Linked DNA regions of Homo sapiens: region 2 is linked to region 1. Evidence: chromatin loops called from intact Hi-C (ENCODE). Cell type or tissue: PC-9. All regions are shown on one strand.

Evidence for each region. Hi-C counts contacts between places; a loop is a spot of excess contacts. Peaks named below come from ENCODE experiments on the same cell type or tissue, not always from the same donor. Only the 100,000 strongest peaks of a DNase experiment are listed, where the experiment ranks them.
Region 2: it touches region 1 in a loop (6-fold over the local background); 2 of 110 quality-filtered maps call a loop at or near these places.

The regions. Positions count from the first base shown.
Region 1 is chr3:112,516,078-112,524,077 of GRCh38, forward strand. No RefSeq gene overlaps it. Among named protein-coding and RNA genes, the nearest start is that of BTLA, 21 kb to the left of the region's middle. RefSeq lists an enhancer at 5,851-6,351. In PC-9, CTCF peaks have their summits at 3,515 (motif pointing left) and 3,725; a DNase peak (open chromatin) is centred at 3,514.
Region 2 is chr3:111,985,924-111,993,923 of GRCh38, forward strand. It overlaps ABHD10 (abhydrolase domain containing 10, depalmitoylase), which reads left to right. Exons shown (of 5, transcript NM_018394.4): 3 at 341-452; 4 at 991-1,128; 5 at 5,454-7,445. The coding sequence ends at 5,798. Among named protein-coding and RNA genes, the nearest start is that of TAGLN3, 9.0 kb to the right of the region's middle. RefSeq lists enhancers at 83-584, 585-1,084. In PC-9, CTCF peaks have their summits at 3,379 (motif pointing right) and 3,580; a DNase peak (open chromatin) is centred at 3,368.

The DNA.
Region 1 (8,000 bases):
ATGTCAAAAATATTAGCTCCAAGAGATAATAATGAACCTGATTTTTTATTTTCTTCTTTGTACTTGTTTGCAATTTTTACAATGAACTCATAATCCTTTACAAAAGCACTAATTATTATTTGAGGTTGTGTAGGGGGGAGTAAGACAGAAGGAGAAGGAAATATAGTCCAATAATGAAATAAAATGAAGCAGCCTTTATGTGTTTGTATGGATTGATCTCCAAGATTTTTTATGTGATCATTATAGACTGAAGTGTGTTACACCAAATTTCATGCTGAACTTCTAATACCCAATACCTAATAATGTGACTATGTTTATAAATAGGGTCTTTAAAGAGGTAACTAAGTTAAAATGAAGTCAGTAATGTAGGCCCTTATCGAATATGATTTATGTCCTTGTAAGAAGAGGAATTTTGTACAGATATTGACACAGATTCTAACTTGACCAAACTTCAGTCAGGCTCCCTAACCTTCTCCTAGGCCCATCTGTGCACCTCCTTGTAAAATCTGCTTTATCCAAAAACTCATTTAGTAAGAACCCCTCTCCCCCAGTAGCTGATCAACCGTGACATCTGATCAAGTTCCTCATCCTCCACTATCCCACAGGTAATAAATCACCTTGTTCTGTTTTTAGCAAGAATCCTGTGAAGTTGGTTTAGCTGAAATCTTCCTCACCCCTGATGTTTCCTTTTAGTAATTTTCCATCCATTGACCCCCACCCTGCTCCTTGGCTATAAATTCCCACTTGCCCATGCTGTGTTTGGAATTAAGTCCAATCTTTCTCCCAGGCTGCAAAATCTCATTGTGGTGTTACCTATACCTATTGCAATGGTCCTGAATAAAGTCTTCTTCACTGTGCTTTAATAAGTATTATTATTATTATTATTTTTGCATTTCTCATTTTCTTTGTAACATATTAAGTGTGTTTGCTTTATGTTCTCTGTTTTACAATTTCAAGATCTGAACTTTAGTTTTTTATTTTATTTTACATTCCAGGGTACATAACCTGCAGGATGTGCAGGTTTGTTACATAAGTAAACACAGGTAAACATGTGCCATGGTGGTTTGCTGCACCTATTAACCCATCACCTAGGTATTAAGCTCAGTATACACTAACTACTTTTCTTGATGCTCTCCCTCCCCCAACCCCCACCGACAGGCCCCAGGGTGTGTTGTTCCCCTCCCTGTGTCCATGTGTTCTCACTGTTCACCTCCCACTTATAAGTGAGAACATGTGGCCTTTGGTTTTCTGTTCCTGTGTTAGTTTGCTGAGGATAATGGCTTCCAGATCCAACCATGTTCCTGCAAAGGACATGATCTTGTTCCTTTTTATGGCTGCATAGTATCCCATGATGTATATGTACCACATTTTCAATCTATCCATCTGACAAAGGTCTAATATCCAGAGTATACAAAGAACTTAAACAAATTTACAAGAAAAAAAAAACCCCATTAAAAAGTGGGCAAAGGACATGAACAGATACTTCTCAAAAGAAGTACAGCCAACAAACATATGAAAAAAAGCTCAACATCCCTGATCATTAGAGAAATGCAAATCAAAACCGCAATGAGATACCATCTCACACCAGTCAGAATGGTGATTACTAAAAAGTCAAAAAACAACAGATGCTGGTGAGGCTGTGGAGAAATAAGAACAGTTTTACACTGTTGGTAGGAATGTAAATTAGAACAACCATTATGGAAGACAGTGTGGTGATTTCTCAAGGACATAGAACCAGAAATACCATTTGACCCAGCAATTCCATTACTGGGTATATACCCAAAGGAATATAAATCATTCAATTATAAAGATACATGCACATATATGTTCATTGCAGCACTATTCACAAACAGCAAAGACATGGAATCAACCCAAATGCCCATCAACAAGCATTATAAAATAATTTTTTTCTTTAACAATATGCATACAGGAAGAACACCATGTGAACATGAAGACAACCACCTACAAGCCAAAGAGAGAGGCCTCAGAGGAAACAACCATGCTAACATCTTCTTATACTCTAGCCCCAAGAAATGTGAGAAAATAAATTTCTGTTGTTTAAGCCATTCTGTTCAATCTGTGGTAGTTTGTTATTGCAGCCTTAGCAGATTAATACAGTGATAAAAGCAAAAACTGTATCAATATATATAGCAGTGGCTTTCAAATTTTCAATATATATATAGCAGTGGCTTTCAAAATTTCAAATTTTTCACAATCTACAATATGAAATTAATTTTACCACTCTACCCAGTATGCATAGACAGACATAGCTGGAACAAAGAACAAAATTTTTTCTTGCTAATGTATGTTGATATTTTTACTTGTTTGATTGTATTCCATCATTTCATATTAAGAAAGACACAATAACTGATTTTGCAACTGATGAACTGGCCAAATGTTAAAAAATGCTAGATAAGAAATACTATTATTTGTTAAAACAACAACAAAGGCCCCAGCAAACTAGATTCTTTGGATAGAGGCAGAAGGGGCATTTGTGAGCATCTATTTTTTAACTTTTTTTTTTTCCAAAATAAAATCTTATGAGAAAATCCAATGTATCAAACAGATAAATGCTGAGTTACTTTGGTAGACAGTGGTGGGGAGAGAAGTGGAGCCTTCCTACTTATCCCTGACAGCCCTGATGCAGCTCAACAGCACCAATGGCTCTTGGGTACAGGACTTAAAAACCAAATATTTATTCCACTCCTCTCATTATTTAGAAAGGGGGACATTGGGGTAAGGGACAAAGCTGTTAGGAGGGCCAGGTGCAGTGGCCCATACCTGTAATCCCAACACTTTGGGAGGCTGAGGTGAGAGGATCACTTGAGCCCAGGAGTTCTAGATCAGCCTGGGCAACATAGAAGACCCTGTCTCTATAAAAATTTTTTTTAAATTTAAAAAATTTGAAAGATGTTAGGTGATATGGTTTGTGTCCCCACCCAAATCTCATCTTGAATAGTAGCTCCCATAATTCCCACATGTGTGGGAGGGACCAGGTAGGAGGTAATTGAATCGTGGGGACAGTTTGCCCCATACTGTTCTTGTGATAGTGACTAAGTCTCACAAGTTCTGATGATTTTTATAGGGAGTTTCCCCTTTTGCTTGGCTCTCATTTCTTCCTTGCTTGCTGCCATGTAAGACATACCTTTTCTCCTTCTGTGATGATTGTGAGGCCTCCCCACCCATGTGGAACTGTGAGTCCATTAAACCTCTTTTTCTTTATAAATTACCCAGTCTCGGGTATGTCTTTATCAGCAGCGTGAAAACAGACTAATACATTAGGAGATTGAGATTGCAAGTTCTAAGCGAGGATTGTATAGATATAGATGTACCATCATTCTTCAATAATTGGGGAAGTGAGAATCTCAAATATAAAAGAGGTCCATCAATAACATCCATCTCTTCTTTCCATTAAAATAAGAAATATAAAAGTAGAAATAATGCTTGGTAAATGTGACACATCTCCAGTAGGCTCATATACTAACTTAAATCTTGTGCTGTTCCATTGCCCTCTGCTGGATGTTCTTAGTATCTGTGGCCTCAAAACTAGAAGTTCTAGTAGTGGTAGTAGTCACAGCAATAGTGATTATTATCATTATTGTCATTTTAGCAGCAGCCATGTTGAGGTCAAGCACTGTGCCACATGCTTTACATCCAAATCCTCCTAACAACTCTATGGCTAGATAATGCTCTCTCATTTTGTAGATGTGGAACCTGGGGGTTCAGAGGTAAATAAACAAACCAAGGTTACACAACTAAAAGTAAGAGACCCGGGAATTAAATATTGGTTCTAAAGCCTAGGCCTTAATTACTTGCTGTTCATTAAACTTTCAATCTGTCAGCTGTGTTGGTGATAAAACTGGAATGATATTACTAGTTGGGATCTTTTGATTCACTGATTATTAACAATGGAATCACAACGATCTTTATTCTAAAAAGCCAAAAATTATTATCTTCCTAAAATTACCAAAAAGGAAAAGCTTACTCCTCAACAGAGCAGGAGAGCATGTTTTCAGAGTTTCTCAAAGTGTGATTCAGGAAACTCCTGCATTGGAATCACATGAGGTGCTACTTCAGGGCAGAAAATCCTATGCACCAGGATGTATTTTGGAGGTAGAGAGGACAGAGCTTGTTCCTGAGAGCTGGGATATGTGTTAGTGGAGTGAGTGTAGAGAGAAAGAGGAACAAAAGATGGCTCCTAAAATTTTTGGCTCAGGACAAATTTTGAGGAGAGTAGTGGCATTAACTGAGATGAGAAAGATTATTAGAGGAGCAAGGGTTTTAATTGTTAGTTCAGTTGTGGCAGTTACTTTTTTGGCAGCAGATATAAAACCAGGAGTTTGGGTTTAGATATTATATTTATGTTGCCATATAGGTAACCAAATAAAAATGGTAGAGCTAACTACAAATAACTTTTAAAAATTCAGATCTATATTTAAGATCTATTCATGTTGTTTCACGTGTATCTCTTTCTAATTGCTGCATAATCCTTTGTAAGTCTATCAGTAGTAAGAGACCAGATTACTTCCAACTCCCGCCACCACAACCAACACAGCAGTGAGCATCCTCCTATACAATCCTTTAAGGTCCTCTGCATGTATTCTTTTGTGGTATAAACTCAGGAGTGAGGTATACTCAATTGGATTCGATACTGCCAGGTTACTCCCTAAAATGGCTGTGCTGGTCTATACCCTATCAGCAGTGCACAAGAGTTCCTCTACCTTCACATTTCTTTGAATGCTAATAACTATCCAGCCTAATTTTTCACTAGATAAAGAGGCATCTTATTGTTTTAATACATATCTCTCTGATAAGTTTGAGTATCTTTACACACTCGTTGGACTTTTGGGTTTCTGTAAATTGCCTATTAATATTTCATTGTTTTTCTTTCTTTGCCATGTGATAACTACATATTTATGGGATATATAGTAGTATTTCAATATATGTATACAATGTGTAATGATCAAGTCAGGGTAATTAAGCATATTCATTATCTCAAACATTTATGATGTGAACATTCAAAATAAAAATCCTCTCTTCTAGCTTTTTAAAAAATACACAATATTTCCCTTACAGTGCTACAGAACACTAGAACTTATTCCTCCTCTTTAGCTATAATTTCGTATCTGTTAACGAACTTCTCCGTATCCTCTCCTCCCCACTACTCTTCCTTCCCCACTACTCTTCCTTCCCCACTACCCTTCCCAGACTCTAAAAACCACAATTATACTCTCTATGAGCTCTTTTTTGTTTTTTTGGCTCCTACATATGAGTGAGAACATGTGGTGTTTATCCTTCTGAGCCATCTTATTTCAGTTAACATGCCCTCCAGGTTCATCCATGTTGCCACAAATTAGAAGATTTCATTCTTTTTTATGGCCAAGTAGAATTCCATTTTGTGTATATACACCACCTTATCCATTCATCTTTTGATGGACATTTCATATCTTGACTATTTTTAACAGTGCTACAATAAACATGAAGGTGCAGGAATCTCTCTGATACATAGATTTTCTTTCCTCCGGATAAATACCCAGTAGTGAGATTGCTGGACTTTCTTAGCACTCATGTTAAAAATCATTTGAACATATAGGTGAGAAGTTATTCCTGGGCTCAAAAACAAACAAACAACAACAGACAACAGATAAGGATACAGCATGGGCCGGGCACGGTTGCTCACGCCTGTAATCCCAGCACTTTGTGAGGCTGAGGTGCGTGGATCACCTGAGGTCAAGGGTTCAAGACCAGCCTGACCGACAGGGAGAAACCCCCGTCTCTACTAAAAATACAACATTAACTGGGCGTGCTAGCGCATGCCTGTAATCCCAGCTACTCAGGAGGTGGAGGCAGGAGAATCGCTTGAACCCAGGACGCAGAGGTTGCAGTGAGCCAAGATCGCACCATTACACTCCAGCCTGGGCAACAAGAGTGAAACTCTGTCTCAAAAAAACAAAAACAAAAAACCAGCATGATTTCAGGAGCAGAAAGAGAATAACTTAAAAACCAGCATAATGAGAAAGTTAGGAAGCTTCTTACCAAAGCATCTGGAAGTATGCAAGAAATTCTTGTGAACTAAAATTTTCGTGCTGTACTAGCAAACACTACAACTCACTTATTCCATCTTTCTGTATTTTGGGACCCAATTATCCACTTCTCTTCATTCCCTATCCCACCCCTTTTCTTCCTAGCGTCTGCTAACCACCTTTATACTCTCCACCTTCCTGAGATTCCTTTTGTGTGTATGTGTGTGATGGAGTCTCTTTCTGTTGCCCAGGTTGGAGTATACAGGCACAATCCGGGCTCACTGCAACCTCTGCCTCCAGAGTTCAAGGGATTCTTGGGCCTCAGCCTCCCGAGTAGCTGAGACTACAGGCACGCGTCACCACGCATGGCTAATTTTTTGTGTTTTTAGTAGAGACGGGGTTTCACCATGTTGGTCAGGCTGGTCTCGAACTCCTGGCCTCAAGTGATCCGTGCAACTCGGCCTCCCAAAGTGCTGGGATTACAGGCCTGAGCCACCACACCTGGCCAAGATTTTCTTTTTTGTTCCTACATGTAAGTGAGGACATGTAATATTTGTCATTCTGTTCCTGGCTTATTTCACTTAATATACAGACCTGAAATCTCATCCATTTTTTCTGCAGTGGAGAGGATTTTAGTCCTTTTTAGGCTGAATAATACTTCATTGTATGTGTATACCAGTTTAATTGACACAAATTTCTAAAAAGCAAATATTTTTAAAATGTCTCAGAATGTGAAACTTTAGGGATACTGTGCCCATTTTATTCTTTTCTATTTCCCATTTTATGGATATGCAAGTGTATAATAAAACAGCAATCAATGGGTGTATAAATCTATAACTTCAACAAATGTAAAATGAAAATGCTAAGTGGTGGCTGGGCGCTGTTGCTCACACCTGTAATCCCAGCACTTTGGGAGGCCGAAGCGGGCGGATCACCTGAGGTCGGGAGTTCAAGACCAGTCTGACCAACATGGAGAAACAGTCTGTACTAAAAAAAAAAAAAAAAAAAAAAAACAAAGTAGCTGGGTGTGATAGTGCATGCCTGTAATCCCAGCTACTTGAAAGGCTAAGAGAGGAGAATCGCTTGAATACGGGAGGCAGAGGTTGCAGTAAGCCGATATCATGCCATTGCACTCCAGCCTGGGCAACAACAGTGAAACTCTGTCTCAAAAAAAAAAAAAAAGAAAAAAGAAAAAAGAAAAAAAGAAAATGCCAAATGGTAAGAAAAAACAGCATAATAAAAATTTGTATGGTGTTGAAGAACAATGCATTTGAAGATAATATTTGAAGAAATCATATTACAATTAACTTCTGTTCTTACTCATTGGTTTGATGCCTCTAAAAACTTCATCACTGGAACCACCTCTGGTGCTTTAAAAAAAAAAAAAAAAAAAAAAAAAAAAATCCGCATACCCACACAGGTGCAAGTAAATCAGAATCTCAGGTCATGAGACCCAGGCCTCATCATTTGTAAGTGCCCCGGGTGATTTGATTCAAAGCCAAGATTGAGGACCCGTGACATGGATCTCTACACATAATCTGCCTAAATAGATTCTCTACAAGCAGTTTATAAAGAAGTTCCACATGAACTCTGGAAGAGGATATGAATTTGATGTACAGTATGTGCTCACTTAACATCTTTGAAAGTCTCTTGGAAACTTCACCTTTAAGCAAAATTATGGATAGTGAAACCACTTATTCCTCATCAACATTACAACTAAACAACTTTGAACAAAACAATGGTGTTGGAGGACCGGCTGTACATTGTTTCTATAAAGTCAATTTTCAGGGAATTCCAAAATGAAGTGAGGACTTCCTGTATATAAAAAGATGGTTGTGATTCCACATGGATGACAGGGTTATTGCTCAGAAACTAAAGGAGGCCGCCCAGGTATAGAGGATTCAGTCATGAGGTTTATGCTACACAAAAGATCCCAGAATACTCACCCATTCCAGTCAAAGACATAATGAAAAAAGC
Region 2 (8,000 bases), 530 kb before region 1:
TGCAAGACATGGTTTTGTTTTAAAAGGATCACTCTACTATATAGGGAAAGACAATGAGTGTGAAAATGCAAACAGGAGACTTTTTAGGAGACTATTGCATTCAGTTAGGTTGAGAGACAGTGTGACTAGCAACAGGCTGGTAGCAGTGGAGGAGGTGAGAAAGTGATTGGACACAGGAGGTATTTGAAAGTTAATAAGCCAATAGAATTTGCTAAAATACATATTGATTGTGATGTTTCACTATAAGCATTATAGTAATGAGGAAGGTGCTATCTTTCTTAAAAATTAAAGAAGCAGATATATAGATATTTAGATATAGATTTTTTTCCCCTTTTTCCAGGTTTGATTACTCAGGAGTTGGAAGTTCAGATGGTAACTCAGAGGAAAGCACACTGGGGAAATGGAGAAAAGATGTTCTTTCTATAATTGATGACTTAGCTGATGGGCCACAGGTGACTGTTTTGTTAAGTATGATGATAATTACTGTAACCTCGTATTTAAGCTGTTTGTTTTGTTTTGTTTTGTTTTTTGAGATGGAGTCTCGTGCTGTCACCCAGCCTGGAGTGCAGTGGCGCAATCTTGGCTCACTGCAAGCTCTGCCTCCCGGGTTCACGGCATCCTCCTGCCTCAGCCTCCCAGGTAGCTGGGACTACAGGCACCCGCCACCACGCCCGGCTAATTGTTCGTATTTTTAGTAGAGATGGGGTTTCACCGTGTTGGCCAGGATGGTCTCGATCTCCTGACCTCGTGATCCGCCCGCCTGGGCCTCCCAAAGTGCTGGGATTACAGGCGTGAGCCACCACACCCGGCCTAAGCTGTTTCTTTAGATATGAAAATGTTTTTATTTAATTTAAATGTTTAATCCATTTTGATATTTGATTTAAAATGATTCTATTTTTACTTTCTAATTTTTTATTGTACATATTTTGTTTTATGTTTATAACCTGTTCTATCTTAAAGACCTAATGTTTTATTTTATTTTATTTTTAGATTCTTGTTGGATCTAGCCTTGGAGGGTGGCTTATGCTTCATGCTGCAATTGCACGACCAGAGAAGGTCGTGGCTCTTATTGGTGTAGCTACAGCTGCAGATACCTTAGTGACAAAGTTTAATCAGCTTCCTGTTGAGGTAAGTCAAAAGTCACTTTTGCCACCTCAATATATTTACCGCTTATACTTCTTCTGCTCCCTCTTTCTTTGAGGGAAGGGGGGACAGAAAACAATAATTCCTTTGACTTACTGTGCTGGCCCAACTTTTGTCTTAGCTGCCTTTCTGTACACAACCTCTTTTCTATCTTTAACTATTTGTCATCTTGTTTAAGATTTCGTTTCTTCATAGTCTCTTCAAATCATTCTGCCAAATATTTGAGACACATTAACAATATCACACTTTGAAGTTTCTTTTTTTTTAGCCACATTTTCTTTATTATTACATTTACTTATTTGAATCATACATCGTGATCTCCTTTTGGTCCTCTTACTTTGTGGCATATGGGGAGTAGTGCCTGTTCTTATGACTATGTTAGAGTGGGCTAATGAACTGAAACTGCAGTCATCCCTTGGTATCTGAAGGGGATTGCTTCCAAGACCTCCCATGGATACCAAAATCCACAGATGGTCAAGTCTCTGAGAAAAAAAATGGTGTAGTATTTGCACATAATCTTGTATAATCTAAATCATTGCCAGATTACTTAAAATACCTAGTACAATGTAAGCGCTATGTAAATTGTTGCTATACTGTATCGTTTAGGGAATACGGACAAGAAAAAAAGACTGTACACGTTCAATACAGAGGTAACCTTTTTTTTCCAGATATTTTTGATACAAAGTTAGTTGAATCCATGGATGCAGAAACCATGAATATGGAGAGCTGACTGTCTTTGTTTTAGCCTAAAAGCAGCCTCAGTTCCTCCCAACAGAACTCTCCAGACAGATATTGTCAGTCAGAGTGACAGAGACACAGAAATTAAAGAAAACAGAGCAGTAGTTAAAAAATATGGTCCCTAGGCTAGCAGCAGCAGCAGCACCTGAGAACTTGTTAGAAACCCAAATTCTTGGGTTTTACCCTGAATCAGAAACTGGGGGTATGGCCCAGCAGTCTGTGTTTTAACAAACCTCTTGTAAAGTTTGAGAACAATGCTTTAGAGAATGGGGGAAGAGGAGAAGGAGGTTCAGAAATTTAAAAAAAAAGAAGAAAAAACGTATGCAGTGTTGAATAGTAGAATGTCATTGATTTGCCTCAAGTTCTGCATTAATACCTGTGCCATATATTAACTAAGTTCATTCTTAGTTCACGTTGTTTTAAGCTCCTTAAGAAATAGCATTGTGTGTGTATTCAGGTTTCTCATATTATTTCCTATCAGAGCTGAAATTACAAAGCTGGTCTTCCTTGAACTTATCTCCTGTTTCTGAATTTTGTTCACTTTCTTGGTGGTTTCTCATACATAGTTGCTCAATGTCTTCATGTTTTTCCCACCTTTGACATTTTGTGGATCTAAATGTGGACTCCTTGCTCCATCCTCTTAACTCAATAATACAGCGCTTCTTGGGTAGGAAATTATCTCAAAGACATAGCAGATTGAAAAGGAGTTGATTTTTGGGGGTTGGGGGTTTATTGTATTTTGTAATTATTGGTAAATGACAAAACCTGTGTACATTTGTTTTGGTTTTGTTTTTATTTGGGGGGGTTTTTAGGGTATCTCTGTTGCCCAGGCTGGAGTGCAGTGGTGCAGTCATTGCTTACTGCAGCCTTGACCCCTCAGACTCAAGAGATCCTCCCACCTCAGCCTCCTGAGTAGCTGGGACCACAAGTGCACACCACTATGCCTGGCTGATTTTTGTATTTTTTGTAGCGATGGGGTCTCGCCATGTTGCCCAGGCCGGTCTTGAACTCCTAGGCTCAAGAGATTCTCCTGCCTTGGACCCCCAAAGTGCTGAGATTAGAGACACAAGCCACTGTGCCTGGCCATGTACATTTCTCTGCGTGTGTGTGTGTTCACATCAGTCAGAGTGAGCATAGGGTAGATACTTTCTAATTGAGAAGATTTATAATCTGCAAATCAAGGCATTTTTTGCTAATACTTACTCAGATAAGCAGTTGTTAACAGAAGCATGTTGAGCCCTTGGTTAACTTAAAAGCATGTATAAGGAAAGAGCACCAACACTAAGACCGCTATCTCTTCTCCACATAAACAGCTAGCCCTAACAATGTCAACGGAGCAGATGTGGAGATTTTTACTATCTTTTATAACCCTGGGAATAGTAAGCCCAGCATTTCTCATTTCTTCTCTAAGAACTTGACCATCCTCTTTAACTGACTCTAATCATTATCACCTTCTTTGGACACTAGAGGGCCTCAGACATGATGCACAGCTGTTGGGAATGTAAGCTTCTGAACCACATTGCCTTGATAAGTTTTGTTGATGTAGAACTTAATATATTGTACATTTTCTTTGGGTAATGTCTTTGCTGTTTCTGAACTTTTTGTTCTTGAGGACTTGAGACATACAACATTTTATAAAGTTAACTTTGTTCTTCAGATGGACCATTTTCATTCAATTCAGTGGCAGGTAGCAGAGCTAGTTGGGGGCCAGGGATGCTTAAAATGAAACTATTATTAATTCAGTGTCGCCTTAATTAGCAAAGCCTCCACTTCAGCTAATAACCAGTGGGACTAAGTTCTATCTGCTGAAGTATTTACAAATTCAGAAACAATCCTGAGTAGCTTGAGGATAGCTAAATGTCATCTTTACTTTAAATATTTGGTTCATATGTTGTTTTAATACAGAGAATGCCATGATATTGATATAGATTTATATACATTTTATAGTTTTGTAGAATTTCATTAATTTTAAATCATTTGGAGACATATTTAGAAGTACAGTTTTTTTTTTACTGAATTATTAAGTCTTTTTGGAATTAAAAATACATTAAAGCCTAAGTACATATAGATTATATTATGTCATACATATTTTTTAAGTTCTTGTTTTCCTTTTTACATTTGCAATAAATTAACAATTTTAAACATGGGAAAATCATAGTATATTTGTTGAAACTTTAAATTTTTCAAATATGTGTAGCTTTTCTTTCCTTATTTTTTAAAATTTTTGATAAGATGTCCATTCCATTTTTCTAGAAATGCCCTTAATATTATATGATTGTAACAGTCTTGAAACTATTCATAGCTTGATTTTTGTTTTAGTTTTAAGCTGTGATCATCTTTCCAATAATCTATTATATATAAATAAACTTTTATGCTCAAAAGTGTTCATGACAATACCACAGTATGAGATGGTCAAACTAATTAAGTCAATTATGGTGGACTGCTGTGCAGCATTTAAAACCTTTTCATAGAATTTTTTAAACCCAGAAATATATGTACTAAATAAACAGCATAGAAAACTGTATATGAATGTGTAATATGTATGTATTTTACATATTACACAAAAACCAAAACACATATAGACAAATATTGGAAGGAAATAAGCCATATATTAATGGTTTTTCTCTCCATAAGATAGGATTATGGGTGATTTATTTCTTTAATTATTTTTATGTTTTCTATAATGACTGCATGTTACTCATTATACAAAATTCTAATTTTTTTAGAAAAATTAAGATAAATTATATAAAAAATAAGAGTTCTCAAAAAGTCAAAGGACATGTATATTTCATTTTAAGGGAATAAATATACAGATATTATTGTTTGGCTTTCAGGAAGTATGTGGAAGACTTCTTTGTCATCCAGAACAAAAATCAAATTTTTTCTCTTTTATAGGACTCTGGAAGGAAAAACTATATTTCTTTACATTCAGCCTAAAATTGCATGAGTATGTGTATGATTGTTACAATGTAATTACTCTTATTTTTTTATTCTTAGTTCTGTGTTTGATTCTTTCTCTTCTTTCCCTATGCCATATCCATTTTAGCTACTTATAAGCACTTTTAGGTTTACAATTTTGAAATCTAAACAATGTTTATTCTAAGATTTGATTTTATTTAAATATGAATGATACCTGGACTGATTCCAAGAAATTGTAGTGCTTTTCTCCCTCTTCATTTTTCTTTTCAGTTGGGGTGAAGCAACATCTGATTTGAGATAGTGTATGATAAAATTAAATAAATTTAAATTTAAGTTTGAGTCTTAGCCATAACAGTTAGTAGCCTAGCCCTGAACTGTTGCACACAGTATTTCATTTATCTAAACCATAATATCCTCTTTTATAAAAATAGAATAATAACAGAATTATTATCAGAATCTTATGGAATAATATGTATAAAATACCCATCACAGTACCTTGCATGTAGTAATTATTGATAATTATTATTGTTATACTTTTGTTATCTCTATCCTCTTATTCAAGAACTGCTTTCATTAGATTACTTAAAACTATTGCATGTGTTAATGTTGCCTAAAGTCACAAATACTTTTATTTTTCTTTCTTTTTCCAATAGCTAAAAAAGGAAGTAGAGATGAAAGGTGTGTGGAGCATGCCATCAAAATACTCTGAAGAAGGAGTTTATAACGTTCAGTACAGTTTCATTAAAGAAGCTGAACATCACTGCTTGTTACATAGCCCAATTCCTGTGAACTGCCCCATAAGATTGCTCCATGGCATGAAGGATGACATTGTACCTTGGCATACATCAATGCAGGTTGCCGATCGAGTACTCAGCACAGATGTGGATGTCATCCTCCGAAAACACAGTGATCACCGAATGAGGGAAAAAGCAGACATTCAACTTCTTGTTTACACTATTGATGACTTAATTGATAAGCTCTCAACTATAGTTAACTAGTATCACATGTTTAGTTGGTATGTAAACTAATGTATCCAGAAGATTGGAAGAGGGATAAGAAATGAAAGATCCTGATACTTTAGGTTTTTCCCTTTCCTCTATTTTGTAAATATAAGATGAGTATTATTTAATGATGTATTTGCATAAGTAATGCAAATTGTGAAGAAGGACCAGCTGCTGTTTAGAAAATTTTCTCCTTCCTTCTGTCCTTGATTTTTTTTCATTAAAGTATTTCCTTTTTTTAATTCAAGAAAAGTTTACCTTTCTTATGCTTATGTTAGCTATGCCAGCTCTTAATTGCATCCTTTTCTAATTAGGATTATTAATAAAGCGTGAATATTTTGTTTTTTATTATAGACAGAAATTTGTAACATTACTTCTGATTTGAAAATGCAATTCACAAAATATAGGGAAATTTTTATTGAAGTAAATTTGAAATGATGGAGAAATTTCAGAAGCATAATAAAGTTCACAATAAGGATAATACTTTATATAATGTATAAAGTATATATAATATAATATATATGTTATATAAACTGCACATTATATTCAAACTTAAAATTGAGCTTTTTTTTTAAAGGCCCAAAATTGTACAGTGATACAAGGAGCTATTTCTAAAATTTGGCTTATGTATAATATATTTAAATGGGGAATTTCATCTAAAACAATGATGTAGTATTTTTAATATTCTGATTGGTAAAATTAAAGAGGAAATTAATCTTTATATATTATTTCTTGCAGAAACATTCATTATTTTATTAATATTGCCCTAAGTACAACTAGGCAAGTGATTGCCACCTAAATCAGAAGACGTTCTAAAGTCAGTAAGAAAGTGTGAAATGCTAGTATAAAGGTTATTTTTTTTCTTTCCTAAATAACTAAAGTGAGGTGTAGATTGAGCCTTGATATTATTTAGTTAATGTTTTTTATTAATTAATTTTGGCTGGACTTTATTTAGCTTGATTAGGTTATTATCTGTCAAACCTTTTAAGTTGACAACATGACTCATATATATACATGTGTATAAGATGAGCATGTGTCGAAGACTTATTCGACTCATTAATGAGGAAACCAGCAGATAGTAAACCTGGTTCAAAGTACAATTCAAGAAACTGAGTATTTATGGGCATTGAAGAAAAAATGTTGAGATAAAATTGCTGTGCAGAAAAAAGTGTTAATGAAGCCGACCTGACTACTTAACCTTAGAGACCTGCTTTACAAGGTTGGCCCTTGATTGGCATCTGGGAACTTGGAGTTCAGGGGGCTTCCACCATTCCCAGAACTGATCAAAGTAGCTTACTATATCTAAACTGTAAAACAATATAGTTTCTCCTGAACACCTGCTTTCCTTCTGGGAGTCTGGAATTTTGGTATGTGCCAGGCAGAGACTACCTTTGTGACCAGCTCCCAGTAAAAACCCCAGGCACTCAGTCTCTAACAAGCTTTTCTGGTTGACAGTGTTTCACAAGTGCTGTTACAACTGGTTGCTGGGAGAATTAAGCTCATCCTCTGTGATTCCACTGGCGGAGGATTCTTGGAAGCTTGCACTTAGTTTCCCCTGACTTCACCCCATGTGTCTTTTTTCCTTTGCTGATTTTGTTTTGTATCCTTTCACTGTAATAAATCATGGCCGTGAGCAGAACTGTATGTGGAGTCTTATGAGTCTTCCTAGCAAATCTTCAAATTTGGGGGTGGTGGTGAGGGCCTCTCCACAGATACAAAACTGGTTTATGTCCTACGGGGCAATTAAACTACAATCCATGGGTTATCTTTTATACTGGACAAAAATTACAAACAGCAAAGATAAATCATCTATGAGTGCCACAGTCTCTGGTGCTGGAGTGGGTTGATAGAAGATGGCACTGGCTATTCAAGGACTTACTTTGCCTAGACATTGCTAGGTGTGAGGCTTGTTAGGAACATGAAGGCAAGGGCCCTTGCCAATGATGGTTTTCTGCGCAAAATAATAAATATGATTTGAGATTTATAATACATATGTAGAGACAGTATAGCATAATGGTTAAGGTCAGAGACAAGCTTGGTTTTTAATTTTGGCTCACCATTTACTAGCTCTGTGACTGAGCAGTTAACCTCACTGAGTCTCAGTCTCTTCTGTAAAATAACATAAACCTAGATAATGCGGTGTAAGGTCTAAATAAGCACAATACATTTAGAACAATGACACAGGAGGCAGTATCTTTT